5 separate regions of the Homo sapiens genome follow, and regions 1, 2, 4 and 5 are each linked to region 3. Evidence: chromatin contacts called from ENCODE Hi-C data. All regions are on one chromosome and are shown on one strand. The core of a region is the stretch at or near the end of the contact, and the rest is flanking DNA. Distances in the headings are between cores, read along the strand shown.

Region 1 (2,700 bases), core at 19-2,518, 6.8 Mb before region 3:
GCTGAACGCACAGGAAAGAAAAAAACAACTGGAAGCGAAATGTAACAGATGGAAGCAAATGAGATCAAGAGCAAAGATGGATGGATTATCCTTTAATATCCCTTTCTCTACACTAGAAATACAAGACTAAAGGCTCGGCAAAAATATAGAGCAATGTGTAGGTTGGGGGCATGAGGTTGAAGAAATGGCCTGTTATACTCCATCATGTTTAGAAAGGAGAAATGAAGAGGGCAAAAGACAGGGTTTGTAAAGGGAAGGTTTGAAAATGTCTTCACAGAGAATGGGTCAGGGGAAAACTGGGGTAACCAAAAGGATTGCTGAGTAGTATGAAGAAACAAGGGGTGGTGGGTGAGGGCTCTGTTTCTAAATTCATAGCTATAACTATCTAAAGATCTTTCTATCCTCCAGTCCGTTATCCATAAGTGCTTAAAAGATATGGTAGTTAAGTGAATTAACTAGAACCCTCTCAAACATAGGGGTGAATTAAAATAACCTATAGGCTTATTTAAAATGCAAATACCGAGCTCCATTCCTTTCATTCAGAATTTCCAGGGGTGAAGCCCAAACAGTGAATTCCAGAAGCTCTCCAAGCAATCCCAGGAGAAATTTCTGTTTAAAAAAAAAAGAAGAAGAAAGAAAAGAAAAGAGAAAAGAAAAGCAAGCACAGACCTAGAAGGTAACCAACTGGATAGAAGAGCGCTGATCCAACATACACCTGTTAATGGCCCTCGTGGGGGCGTGGGGCAGTGCTCTGCCACTCAGAAAAGCAAAAAGACTCCAAGATCTAGGGAGATTCAGATCAGTGTTGAGACAGTCACATACACACCACCCCATACTCTTAATAAAGCGCGTTAATGTGAATCTGTGAACATGAAAAATGCCATGATGAACAATGCAAACACATAATGTTTGTTCAAAACAGGTTATTAGACTCGATGCCTTACCCTAAATTTTCTGTTTCATTACTCTAGAGACTTAGTAACATTAGTGGAATTCAGGGTGCTGTAAGAAATACGGAGAGCGAGGAGACTGCAGGAACAGCCCGTGGGAAGGGGGAAAGAGATAACGGGGAGAAGGTCGGGAGGACCGGACAACTTTAAGTGCCCATCCGCCCGAAGACTTGGAAAGCTAAGTAAGTAGGACCCCAGAGCCGTTCTTCTGGCATCCCCTGGCACTCACCATTGTCTCAGGATCTCAGCACTAGAAAATAGGTATCGTTGAGACAGGAAGACACCACCACCACCACCATCATACGGTTACTCAGGCAACAAAGCCCCGCCCACTGTCGCACGAGGCGTGGGACGCCACCGCCCCACCTCTTCGTCCTTAGTGGCTGGGAGTAATCTCAGCTGCGTTCATCCAATCGACAGACCCGCCCCTCCACGCTGTCGCCTGGGGCTACGAGACGCCATTATTCTGTTTCCGGCAGTTTTACTTCCGTTTGTTTAACAGCTGGCCCGGAAGTTTAAGTGAATATGCGGCTTGGGCTCCAAAAGTTGCTGTACGGTATTTTATTTTAAAGTAGAAATCTGTCCGCTTTTCACTTACGGAGGCCTTACAGTGTGTGTTCTGTGTTACTTGAGTTTATACGCACTGCAGAATTTGTTTACCCTGCTCTTTTGGAAACGTATTCCGGAAGCGAAACCCTGAGTAATCGGAAGTGGTTAGGAGTGAGAGAGCTGCTGGATATGCGGAGGGACTGGGCGGGTCGGCTTCCGAATGGAAGAGGTCTGTGAGAAGTTAACCTGGTGATACCGATCCGAAGAGCCTATCAAGTGAAGCCCCCTGAAATACGGAGAATAAGAATCTTAGAGGTAAATCCGAGGACAAGCAGGTATAACTAAGGATGTTGGAAAGGGACGGAGGTCTGGCTGGAGCTCGGTGGCCAGTAGCTTTGGATTTAGGGAAAGATTGTTCCGGGAAGACTTTTTCAGACAGGGATGAAACTTAGGTTTCGACTTCCCCGGACAGCAAAGTTGACAGGCTTGTCGCTTCCCGGCCTATCGCTTTCATACCTGCTCACTCCCCCTACTTACTTCTTCACCCCCTCCGCTTCATTTGGCATTTGCCAGCAGGCACTCGCTGTGCCTGTACGTTTCGCAGAGCAGCTATCAAGGGCAGTTTCAGGGATCGTTACTCTTACGAAGGGTTTTTTGGATACCTCTTTTCGGAGCAGTAGAGTGTAAGTGTAGAAAAGTTTGTGACTGTTAAGAAAGTTAGTCGTCGGGTTCACTAATTGAACTGAGTTGTATCTAGTACTGAGAACGATCTTTTTTTGTAGTGAAACCAGTTGTCATCTAGTGTACAGTTTGTCATATTTATATCATTGCAGTAGCATCACCTTCTTATATGTTCTCTGGTAAATCTGAGTCTGTACTGTAAGACAATGTATACATTTCTGAAAGCATGGGCTCGATATGTTTCTCTTTTTACTTTTGGAGCTACACTATTTTAATTTTAACTTTTTATTACCAAAAAAGTATAAATTATGTTATCTTGAGTAATATTTTTTGTCGTTTGTTAAACATCTAAACAGAAGCTCCTTTTTGATATGTGTGTGTGTGTATACAAATTGTGTCGGTATGTCTCCTAAGAAAGTAATTACTTTAAAATTCCTCTTGTCATATGGATGACAAAACCACCACAGTAACTTCATTCCCTTTGCTTGGCTAAAATTCAGGACATACTTCTGACAATTTA
Region 2 (2,700 bases), core at 60-2,559, 5.7 Mb before region 3:
AACATGGTGAAACCCCGTGTCTACTAAAAATACAGAAAATTAGCCGGGTGTGGTGGCCGGCGCCTGTAATCCCAGCTACTCGGGAGGCTGAGGCGGGAGAATCGCTTGAACCCGGGAGGCGGAGGTTGCAGTGAGCCGAGATCGTGCTATTGCACTCCAGCTTGTGCAACAAGAGCGAAACTATGTCTCAAAAAAAAAAAAAAAAAAAAGTAAGAAAAAAAGAAAAAGAAATCCCTTAAGAGGAAAGTTACATATTATAATTATTCACAAAGGAAACAACCCAAAGCAAAAGAAATCTGAGAGCCGCTCCGGCCTGCGAGAGACCTGGTTATGCCTGTTCCCTTTTCATCAATTATACCCCACCCCTTTTAAATGTTTCTTCATCATCAAAATCCTAAATCTGATCATTTCCTGAGTTAATCTGAAGGAGGCCTCCAGCGCTGTGCACACTCCCAGCAAAACACAAGGATTTTAGGGCACACTAAGAGCCACAGAGAGCACCGCTCCCGCCCCACAGGTACAGGACCCCAAAGGCACTTAGATCTCCCGTTTCCGCCACCGACTTGTTGCTCCTTCCCAAATACCTGTTTATCTCCACCCTTATCCCCATCGCCATTTCCCCCCTTAGCTCCTGAAGCGATTAACCAGCAACAGTGAGAAACAATGAGAGAGAGAGAGAGTAGAGGTAAGCCAGAGGAAACGAATGTCTGCGTGGCAAGGTTTCCTTAGGCAGTTTGTCAGGCACTGCTGAAGGCAGCCTGGAAGGAAGCCGGACCCTGAGGCCGGGGAGAGAGGGCCTTGTGTTTGGAGCCCGATGCACTGATTGGCCGCGGCCGGGGAAAAACCCGGATGAGCTGGGCAGCAGTGTTGGCAGTCGCGGCTGCGAGATTTGGGCACTTTTGGGGGTGCCGGTGGCCCGGGCCGATGGCGCAAGGTTGGGCAGGATTCTCTGAGGAGGAACTGAGGAGACTAAAGCAGACTAAAGGTTACAAGATGGGTTTACAGTGGTTTAATTCTTGGGTCTTAAGGGGAAGAGGCGGGGATGCAGCTTTGGCGGGGAAAGGGGGCGTGGAAGCGGCTACGTTTGTGTTAGCGGAAGGCGCTGTAAGTACGTGGACTGGATTAGGGGGTTTCAGAGGAGGACTTACTGGGAGTCACGACGGGAGGGGCAAGCCAGAGGACTGGGATCTTCTTTTAGAAAAAACGGTCCAGGAATCCACTGTAGGGATTTGACTCTTGTGAAAGGAATGGGACTTGGGAGAGGAAGTGAGCCTACAGCCGGGGTGTCTCCCTTAGGGAAGATTGCTGCAGGAATCAACGGTTGGAAGGTTAGGGTCAGGGTAAGGGAAGGAGGAGGGGCGCACACCGTATTAGAATTGTGATGAATTTATAGAAGCAGATGGTTGGAAAAAAGGAGCACAGGCGTCTGAATAAAGGCAAAAATTCGGTACTTTTCACAATTCATCTGGAGTGTTGCATTCACTTCTGGTTGCCAGATGATTTTTGCAGTACTTCCCAATTTTTGAGAATCAGCAAACCAAAAGGGTCTTTGAGAGGGTAGATGTGAAGACTTTATATGTTTATATACATACAGTCTTACTGACTTTGGAGTAAGCTAACCTTGTGCTTCTCTCTCTGGCTTTATAGAGTAATCATTGAATGGGCTTGTACAATTTTTTTGTTGTTGTGGAAGGAATTAAGTTTGCTGATTGTTGGTGGAAAACTTAGTAATATTAATTGCACTTTGCTTGTGGTTGAAATTTCGCAGTGATCTGTATGGTTATCGTGGTAGTACACACAATTTCTGTAAGAAGTGTACATCACTCTTGGTACCTTAATTCAAATACTTTATTTTGGTAGCAAATGAAGTAAACCTTTTGTTAGCGTTTGTGGGGAAATTGGATGTTGCTCTGGTAGCTTGTGCATTTTTAGCATAAATATGAGAATAATCTAGGGCAGACAAGTGGGAAAAGAAGTAAATTAGTAAGATAGGGCCAATGTAGATTATATCGACTGGGGACATTTTGACTGGTCCAGGGGACTTTAAAAACTCTATCATAAAGGTTAGGCTAAGCTATGTAGTTAACTGACTCTGTGTTGCTTGATATACTCAAATTCTTTTGCTTTGTGTTTTCAACATCCATTCACATACTTTGATATACAGGGTACAAGTGCCCTGGCCTCTGGTCTGACTCCAGTAGACTCATGAGGAGACAAACCACAAAGTTATGTGATAGTAGATATTGCAAGAACTTGCTTCAGAGACAAGAGGAACCTCACTCTGCCGGGGATTGGATGGAGCTTGGGAAGATTTCACAAAGTTTGTGTGTTAGCAGAGGCGCATTTTCCAGGGTAAAGATGACTTAATATAAAAATCTAAATTAAACAACATATTCATTATGTAGAAGTATATTTTGAAATATCTTTGCAACCGGGGGTAGATAGAGGATGGTGAGGACCTGAACTTCAAGGCCCACTGTAGTGTGGAAACCAAATCGCTAGTCCGTGACCACCTCGAGGACGGAAAATATCTTAACCTCCTTGTATACCCGTAGCTAAACACAGTGATTGGCATATAGAACTTCCAGCTCTTCCTCTAAATCTTTTCTCCTTGGATTCCTTATTTGTAAAATTAGAGGATTTGGCCCTTTAATTTTAAAGCCATTTCTAGCTGTTCTCTATCTTTAAAAATTTATTGAA
Region 3 (2,700 bases), core at 132-2,631:
CTTCCACCTCTTCCCTCGTCATTCGTTAAACTCCCTTCACTTCCTCCTCAGCAACACTTACCTACCTCTTTATTATCCCCACCCTGCCTCGCTACTCCAACATTCCTTCACCCCACCAACCAGGAGCTCGAATGCCTGCAAACGCTCGATTCCCTCTGCAGACACCACCACAGCACCAGTATCCCAAGCTCTCCAACAAGCCACCCCCACACCAGACCCCCCGCCCCCAAGCCTAAGCGGCAGAAACTCATAATTTAGGGACAAGGAGGGAGTGCTCTTCAAACCCACCATACGAAGTCGTTGCTTTTGTCCTCGTAGGAGTTGATGAGCCCGTTGCAGAGGGGGGCGAGGAGAGGTCGCTTCCTGCTGCCGCTGCCTAGGCTGGAGCTGCTGCCTCCTACGCCGGCGCTGGGCCTGGCCGCGCAGCTGTGCCGGGACAGGCCCGTGGACACCGCCCCGCCGCCGCTACCCGATACGGCGGGCGCCACCAACACAGGCCGCACCGGGCCCCCGAGGCCGCCCGAGCCGGCGGCCTGGGCCACCCCGCCGGACACCAGCGCTGCCGCCGAAACCGCCACGGAAGGCGGCGACGGGGAAGAGGATAAAGACGAGGAGGCGGAAGTCACCGAGGAGGCCGCCGAGGACCCGGGGCTTGTCCCAGCGGAGCCCGACCCGGCCTGGCGGCTACCAGACATCGTGACTCCCTCCCCTCCAGCCGGGCGCTCGGAGGAGAGGGACCGCGACCTCGACCCTCCGCCGCCTCCCCTCCCCTCAGCCTCAGTGCATCCTGAGGACGCCCGCCGAGCCGGAGGTGGGGCTGAGGAACAATAAAGTTGCGTTTTTTTTTAAGGCAGCCACACAACAGCGTCCCACGGGAGGGGGCGGAGGAAACTAAAAAAGCGGAGTAGAAGGCACTACCGCTGTCGAGGCCGCCGCCGCCACCGCGGTCCCTGTAGCAGCCAACCCCGGCGCGCCGTGGCCGGCCGTGCGCGCGCGCGCGAGCGGCGGAAGAGGCGGGCGTGGCGGGGGATACAACTGGGGACGCAGCGGGGCTGCGCTCAGACGCTCAGGGCGCGCCCTCGGGGTCGGGGCTCCCTGGCGAAGGGAGTCTGTCTGTCCCAAGCCGCTTTCGTTCCAGAAAACGTGCCAGAGGGCAGGCCGTCTTAATACAGTGAAAGAATTGAGGAGACTGGAATGAATGGTATAGGTGGTGGGGTGGTTTGAAAGACGGGAACGTAGCGGGCGGAAACTCTCGAAAAGCGACTGCGCAGGCGCGCGCCGGGCGCGGACGCTCACGGGTCACCCAGGGTATCCGCCCCAAGCGGAGAATATCGGCGCAAGCGCGGAGTAGCCGTGTCACGCATGCGTGCGAACGCACCACATTCCGGAACGGGAAGAAGGAGCTGTCTCTCTCTTCTGAGGGGTAGGCAGGTGCTTCCGAATCGCGGAATGTAGGTGCTCATAAGCTGGAGACCCACGGAAAGAACCTAGAAGCTCCGAGCGGTTGCAGACAGCACTGCATTGAGCCAACGACTCCTGCTCTACTGATGGTGATTCCACAGCTTTGTGAGGAATAAGTTAAGATGAAGTCAGTGAAGTTTTCTGCGAATTGCAAACATTGTAGCAAGTGTTACCAATTTTATTAGTTCGACCACGACTTCACTCCTATATTTTGAAAAGCTGTTTGCCAAATTGAACATAACAATAATGGGAAAACAGATTTTGCTCAATCAGACCCAGCTCAGTCGGAACCTAGGTTTATTGTGGATCTGATATAATTCTAGCACAAAACAAGGAAACCTAGCATTTAATACCACCAGAAAATATACAATTTCTGGTAGGCTTTTTTAGAATATTGAAAATTGATTATAGGCGGGCGCGGTGGCTCATGCCTGTCATCGCAGCACCTTGGGAGGCCTAGGGGGTCGGATCACCTGAGCCTGGAGGTGAGGATCAGGCTGAACCTGAGGTTAGAGACCAGCCTGGGCAAGATAGCGAAACCCCGTCTCTACAAAAAGTACAAAAAATTAGCTGGGCATGGTGGCAGCAGGCCTGTAGTCCCAGCTACTCGGGAGGCTGACATGGGAGGATTGCTTGAGCTGGGGAGGTTGAGGCTGTAGGGAGCGGAGATCCCTACACTCCAGCCTGTGAGACAGAGACCCTGTCTCAAAAAAAAAAATTTTTTTCATTTGCCGCATTCTAAGGGGTGGGAGTTAGAAACAACTGTGTGATTTTATCCTTTTCAATTCTATCATTCTATGATTCTTATATATTTATTTGGGAATAAAGTGTGAAAATACTCATGACTTAGTAAACTACGTGCGTATTCAAGGAGGTAAAGGAAGGCAAAGGTTTTTAAAATTTAAAAAAAAATGAGAATTACATAATTGTTTTTAAACCGTTATCCTTGGCTACGAAGATCAATAACAAGGTGACACCAGTCGGAAACTGGACAGGAAGTTGCTGGGCAGATGTTTTTGCGGAAGTATTTTTTGTGTAAGATTGTGGCTTTTGGCCAGGTGCGGTGGCTGAGGCCCATAATTCCAACACTTTGGGAGGCCAAGGCGAGTGGATCACCTGAGGTCAGGAGTTCGAGACCAGCCTGGCCAACATGACGAAACCCTGTCCCTACTAAAAATACAAAAATTAACCGGGTGTGGTGGCATGCACCTGTAATCCCAACTACTCGAGAGTGTGAGG
Region 4 (2,700 bases), core at 196-2,695, 6.6 Mb after region 3:
ATAATGAGCCCAGATAATTGATTAGTCTGGATTCCCTGGAACAATCCCAGCTGGAAATGTTTTGTATCATTACCTTCATGGGACGCACTGGAGTTTCAAAATTTAACAGTGACTAGTATAATAATTAAGGACACAATTATTCCAAAGACTTGGAACACAAAATTACTCCAAAGACTTGGAACACAAAAGGTTATCCAATTTAAACAAAAGCAACCTTGCAGATTTTATTCCTACCTTAAAGTAGTTTGCTGAGCACTTACAGTAATGTTCCAGGCACGGCAAGGAGCGACCTGCGTTAGCCAGGCAGAATGCCCGCCTTCACTGAGCTTATTTCTTTCATGGTTTTTTTTTTTTTTTTTGAGACGGAGTCTCGCTCTCTCGCCCAGAAAATGGCGTGATCTCGGCCCACTGCAACCTCCGCCTCCGCCCCCGACCCCGGGGTTCAAGCGATTCTCCTGCCTCAGCCTCCCGAGTAGCTGGGATTGCAGGAGCCCGCCCAGCCACCCAAGCAGCTGGGATTGCAGGCGCCCGCCCCCATGCCCGGCTAATTTTTGTATTTTTTTTTTTTTTTTTAGTAGAAACGGGGTTTCACCACGCTGGCCAGGCTGGTCTCAAACTCCTGACCCCAAGTGATTCGCCCACCTCGGCCTCCCAAAGTGCTGGGATTACAGTCACCACGCCCGGCCAGTTTATTTCTTTCAAGAGACACTGGCGTTCAGACTATCTGAATCAATCCGGTAACTACGCCCACTGAACACCTACTACATGCCAGGTATTGAACTAAGCCGCCCTTCATATGCCATCTCATGTAATTATCTCAACAACCCTACCAAGTTAGCAGCAAGGTTTCCAGTTCTGCCTTCGAAGGGAACCTCCTCTCACCGGAGATCCCTATGACAGACCCTGCGAAATATTTTGCTGCATCAGAATGCTACAGGCCGTCAACTCCCTAACATGCGCAAAAGCGGGCAGCCGATTATCCAGGGTAGTGGATTATCCAGGAGAGTGGATTATCCAGAGTAGCAGGTCTGGCGCGATGCCCGCCCGGCTCAGCCCATCTCCCTAGCAACGAAACCCTTCCGCGCCGCGAGGTTGCTGAGCCCCGCCCCCTCCATTGGCGCGCCCTCGCCATCCCCCGCCCTGGCACGCGCTCTGCGCATGCGTACGCTCGCTGGCCCCGCCCCCTAGCGCCGCGGTCGGAGCCATTTCGCCGATTCCTCCATGCGAGTTGCTGTGCGTTTCTCTGTTGTCTCGGTAGAAGGCCAGAGTCACACACGGTCCTAAGAGCTGGGCACCAGGAAGCGAAGGCTGGTAAGGGAGAGACGTTCCGGCTACCATGCGGGGCGGCGGGGTCGCGGGCGGGCGCCGTGGACCATGGCTCCGCAGCCGGCTTTGTTGCGAAGCGCGGGCGGCGGCGGCGGCTGGGGGTGGGGGAAGGGACGAGCCGCCCGCGGGTCCCCGGATTGCGGGTTGCGTGCGCGCCTCGCCGCGATGCGCTTGCGCCGTCCGGGCAGCCTGTGGCCCCCTCCCCTCTCCTCCGCCCAGCGTTTCCCGCTGCTGCCTCTAGCAGGCAAAGCGCGCTTCCTCCTCTGGCCTGCGTACGCCGGGGCACCGCGGCGGCTGAGGGAAGGGGGTGCTTCGCCTGTGGTGGTTGCCGCCGGGGCGCCACTGGCCTAGGGCTCTTCATTCATTCAAGCCACGAATAACTGGCGCCGTCGTGCAGGCCTTGTGGGTAGAGGAAAAAAAATTGAAGAATGTAAAGGGAGAGCGCCTTTGGCTAGTATAGCGAGGTAAGGCGTCTCGAAGGAGGGAGGCTTTGAGCTGATAACCTCGGCCAACGCGAAGGAAAAGCAGAGCCTGCAGAAGCGGAAGGGATTAGTTATCGCTTAAGGGCAGAAACTGGGCGGGAGCTGAAAGCAGGCCATGTGACTGGAGTGTGGCGAGAAGGCCTTCAAAGGAGAATGGGTTTTAGGGTGGCAAGAGTGGAAACAAAAACCGTGTAGGACAATATTTCACTAGCCCGGGTGTGCAGTAGTGGTGGCAGGAGAGATGGGGAGAAACGAATGGATAGGGGACGTATTTTGAAGCAGAAATGCGTAGTGGTGGAAGGTAGTAGATCTGGAGTCAGGCTACGTTTTCTGGAATTCTTGCGCCTTTTTTTTTTTTTTTTTTTTTGCAAGAGTCTCGCTCTGTCGCCAGACTGGAGTGCAGTGGCGCGATGGCGGCTCACAGCAACGTCGGTCTCCCGGGTTCAAGTGATTCTCCTGCCTCAGCCTCCGGAGTAGCTGGGACTACAGGCGCGCGCCACCACGCCCAGCTAATTTTTGTATTTTTAGTAGAGACGGGGTTTCATCATGTTGGCCAGGATGGTCTCGATCTCTCGACCTCGTGATCCGCCTGCCTTGGCCTACCAAAGTGCTGGGATTACAGGCGTGAGCCTCCGCGCCCGCCCGAATTCTTGCTCTTATAATTAGGAGCTCTGTCTTCCTGAAGCAAGATATTCTTTGTCTCAGTTTCCCCTTCTCTAAAGGGATAGTGATCTTACCTGTACAAGGTTACTAAGGATTAAGTAAAATAGTTCCATTTAGATGATCTATTATGGATATTGTTTGACACACATTAAGGGTTCTACAAGGGATAGCTATGGAGAATCTTAAGGGAGTGGACGACTCTCAACTTGTGCCAGGAGTAACTTGGTGG
Region 5 (2,700 bases), core at 62-2,561, 7.3 Mb after region 3:
ATGTGTTCCCACCCTCACCCTGGCCTCCTCGCGGCAGGCTCGCGACAGCTAGGTCAGGAGGGAGTACGCGGGTGGGGTGGATTTGGGGGAGGGGTCGACTCGCCAGAAGTCGGCTATCCCCGTCGGCAGGGAAGGCATCGCGGCTGTCGTGTGCCGCTCTCCTCCCTCAGGGACCCCGTCCAGGCGGGATCCCGCCTCCCAGAGCCCAAGGCAGTTGTGGGGAAACCCCTTGCCCTTCCTCGCCGCTTGGCGCTGTCGCCTCGCCCTCCCGACTCCAGCCCGCCGCCCGCCAGCCTCCAGGCCATGCATCCTCTTCGCAGGCCCAGCCCTCTCCACGCCCGGCTCTGAGAGGAAACTACGGAGGTGGTTCCCGCTCGCAGGCGGGTGGAAAAGCCCATGGTGAATGCCTCGGGGTGTCCCCCCAGTTGCTGTGGGAAGTGGGAAGGGAGGAGGAAGTGGACTTCACCACCGGGGAGAACTATATCGATTCCTAACTTGGGGGAGGCCTTTAGATGGAAGGGAAGCCAACGGGGAACCCTGGGTGGTTTCCTGGGAATCCATTGGCCAAGGGGAGGGTGACCCTGTCCGCACACATCGGTTACTATGACAATATAACCACAGCCTCCAGTTGCCATGGCAGCTGCCTATCCAATCCGATTGTCTTCTCTTCCTCTCCGGGCCCCACCTTATCCCCTCCAAGAGTCTCCCAGCGTGCATGGGGAGGGGCTGCAGCGAAGAGGAGAGGGGGTCCTTCGAGTCACTCTCTACGCGCGAGGGAAGACAGGCGTTGAGGGACTGCTGGGAGGAACTGTAGGAGGAAGGGGCGGCGTTTCCGGTGGGGAAGAGTGGAGGCGTGCAAAAAGGAAGAGGGAAATCGGCAGGAGTGATAAGAAGGGGGAAGACTTTGAGTGTAACTCCCGTTCTTTTGGCCTGGGTGTTCCCGGTGGTGGGATTGGGATTGCCCCCTTGCGCGGGAGGAGAAGGGTGGATTGGCAGGAAGCCGCCAAGCGCCACCAGCCGGTCTCTCAGAAGCCGCACAGGCGCCACACAGCTCGTTGATCCCAAAAGGGAGCGCTACAGAGAGGCGGAAATCACTGAGGGACAGGCGCTGCTGAAATCTCGCGAGAGGGACCCCCTCCCTCGCCCGGTCGCCGACTTCCTCTGCTTCTCCTCTTTCCCCCGCCCCTCCTCCCTCCCCCTCCCCCCCGGGTCGGAGTGTCCCTGCGCCCCACGGGCCAGAGCAGCAGCGAGAGCAGCTTTCCCCACTCCCTCCCCCTCGCCTCATTCACCCCCACCCCCCTGCCGAGCGAGGAGGAGCCGGAGGAGAGGAAGATGGCGGCGGCCGCCAGCACCCGCGGTGCCGCGGGGCCGCTCCGAGGAGCCTGAGAGACCCACGGAGGCTTCGCGGGAAGACGCGGCGGCGGCGGCGGAGGATGAGCCTGCAGAGCGCGCAGTACCTCCGGTGAGTGCCGAGGCCGGGCTGGTACGTAGGGGGAGCGGGCCGCAGGTTGGGGCATGGAGCAACAGACACCGAGGTAAGTCCGGGGTGGCGGGGGAGTTGCTGCGTCCTCTCCTCGCCGGGCAGGTCGGCGGAGACTGCAAGGGGATCTGCGGGAGGGGGCGGAACGGGTATGGGTGCCTAGCCCCTACCGCCCGGGCTGAGCTCTGGCGAAGCCGGCTCGTCCCGGTGCGAGGAGGGAGGTTGGGGAAGCGTGAGAATGTGCGCGCGCGCCCTTGGTCTCGGGTTTGCTAGCGAGGGGTGGAGAGAAACGTCCGGGGAGGCGGCGGCGACCCCGAGTGGAGGTGGGTGTGGAGGAGTCTGATCCCCGTGGCAGGGGACTCGTGGTGTGGCGTGGGATTGGTTGGAGCGATGCATGAGTAGAGGACGGGGAGGAAGTCTGCACACCTGGGGTGTTGGGGCGGGGGAACCGCGGAGGGCAGACAGGGGGAGAGGGAGACCGCAGGAAACTGGAGCTTGTTCTTCATTCTCGGGTTGGGAGTATTGAGGAATAATGTCATCTGTAGTTAGTTGGCGGTGTGGGGAGGCGTGAAGGGGAATAGATGGGGAAGTGAGGAAAGAGGGAGGCACTGTGGACAAGGTTGGGTTTTTCAGAAGAAACTGGGTTAGAATCAGTGTAGTCGGAAGATACCATTCTGAGAGTCGTGTGTATTCATTAAGAGTGGTGTAAGGAACTTGTATGTCAGAGGTAGAGTGACACATGGGAATAGTGTGTGTGTGTGCGAGATGTGTGTCTGGGGTGGGGGGCGCGGCGATTGATGCACATTTCAGGATGAAGATGTAGATAGGTTGAACTTAGTACCTGATGGCGAGAACATATTGAATGGAAGGACACCAGCTTTTGTGTCAGCTGAAAGGTTCCATGGAAGCTGAGTAAGAGCTTGGAGGCAGAGGTAAAGTGGGTCAAAAATCTTGATAGAGAAAAGTAAGGTTGTTAGATCCTGAAATTAACTGGGGAGTGACTACTGCTTAGAAAAGGGGAAGACTTTAAAATTGGTCCTTTTTGTCTTTCAGGAGCAGAACTAAGAAAGGGAGGCCTTATGGAAAGATGTTTTTTAAAAAATTGTTTCATACCTTGCGGAGGAGGGAGTTGGATGAGGTGGAAGTCTGAAATGAGTGGAAAAGTCACTTTAGCTGTTTAGTGACATGAAAGTATTGACGTGTGTGGATCCCTATATGTA

The links. A loop is a pair of places that touch in the nucleus more often than their neighbours do. Pooled maps may share reads with other maps.
Region 1: a loop to region 3 is called in a map of CD4-positive, alpha-beta memory T cell, with 35 times the contacts of the local background. The contact joins the promoter of NME7 here to the promoter of COP1-DT in region 3. A Hi-C loop is called at or near these places in 2 of 168 maps with a recorded cell type or tissue (CD4-positive, alpha-beta memory T cell and naive thymus-derived CD4-positive, alpha-beta T cell) and 8 of 50 pooled maps.
Region 2: a loop to region 3 is called in a map of B cell, with 23 times the contacts of the local background. The contact joins the promoter of GORAB-AS1 here to the promoter of COP1-DT in region 3. A Hi-C loop is called at or near these places in 3 of 168 maps with a recorded cell type or tissue (B cell, CD8-positive, alpha-beta T cell and naive thymus-derived CD4-positive, alpha-beta T cell) and 9 of 50 pooled maps.
Region 4: a loop to region 3 is called in a map of CD8-positive, alpha-beta T cell, with 24 times the contacts of the local background. The contact joins the promoter of DHX9-AS1 here to the promoter of COP1-DT in region 3. A Hi-C loop is called at or near these places in 2 of 168 maps with a recorded cell type or tissue (CD8-positive, alpha-beta T cell and naive thymus-derived CD4-positive, alpha-beta T cell) and 7 of 50 pooled maps.
Region 5: a loop to region 3 is called in a map of CD8-positive, alpha-beta T cell, with 8 times the contacts of the local background. The contact joins the promoter of SMG7 here to the promoter of COP1-DT in region 3. A Hi-C loop is called at or near these places in 2 of 168 maps with a recorded cell type or tissue (CD8-positive, alpha-beta T cell and naive thymus-derived CD4-positive, alpha-beta T cell) and 7 of 50 pooled maps.

Annotation. Positions count from the first base shown.
Region 1 is chr1:169,366,529-169,369,228 of GRCh38, forward strand. It overlaps NME7 (NME/NM23 family member 7), which reads right to left and starts at 1,269. Exons shown (of 12, transcript NM_013330.5): 1 at 1,180-1,269. The coding sequence starts at 1,182. BLZF1 (basic leucine zipper nuclear factor 1) reads left to right here and starts at 1,667. Exons shown (of 7, transcript NM_001320973.2): 1 at 1,667-1,814. RefSeq lists enhancers at 1,106-2,305, 1,245-1,746, 1,409-1,488, 1,747-2,246.
Region 2 is chr1:170,531,300-170,533,999 of GRCh38, forward strand. It overlaps GORAB-AS1 (GORAB antisense RNA 1), which reads right to left and starts at 1,310. Exons shown (of 3, transcript NR_125958.1): 1 at 1,149-1,310. It overlaps GORAB (golgin, RAB6 interacting), which reads left to right and starts at 867. Exons shown (of 5, transcript NM_152281.3): 1 at 867-985. The coding sequence starts at 925.
Region 3 is chr1:176,206,284-176,208,983 of GRCh38, forward strand. It overlaps COP1-DT (COP1 divergent transcript), which reads left to right and starts at 1,382. Exons shown (of 5, transcript NR_185981.1): 1 at 1,382-1,588. It overlaps COP1 (COP1 E3 ubiquitin ligase), which reads right to left and starts at 1,003. Exons shown (of 20, transcript NM_022457.7): 1 at 289-1,003. The coding sequence starts at 695. RefSeq lists silencers at 441-800, 831-1,040 and an enhancer at 1,541-1,610.
Region 4 is chr1:182,838,146-182,840,845 of GRCh38, forward strand. DHX9-AS1 (DHX9 antisense RNA 1) reads right to left here and starts at 1,446. Exons shown (of 2, transcript NR_148933.1): 1 at 1,167-1,446. DHX9 (DExH-box helicase 9) reads left to right here and starts at 1,202. Exons shown (of 28, transcript NM_001357.5): 1 at 1,202-1,311. RefSeq lists an enhancer at 827-1,668 and a silencer at 1,092-1,521.
Region 5 is chr1:183,471,188-183,473,887 of GRCh38, forward strand. SMG7 (SMG7 nonsense mediated mRNA decay factor) reads left to right here and starts at 1,312. Exons shown (of 23, transcript NM_001375584.1): 1 at 1,312-1,462. The coding sequence starts at 1,434. It overlaps SMG7-AS1 (SMG7 antisense RNA 1), which reads right to left and starts at 795. Exons shown (of 5, transcript NR_040063.1): 1 at 1-795. RefSeq lists an enhancer at 363-994 and a silencer at 1,150-1,299.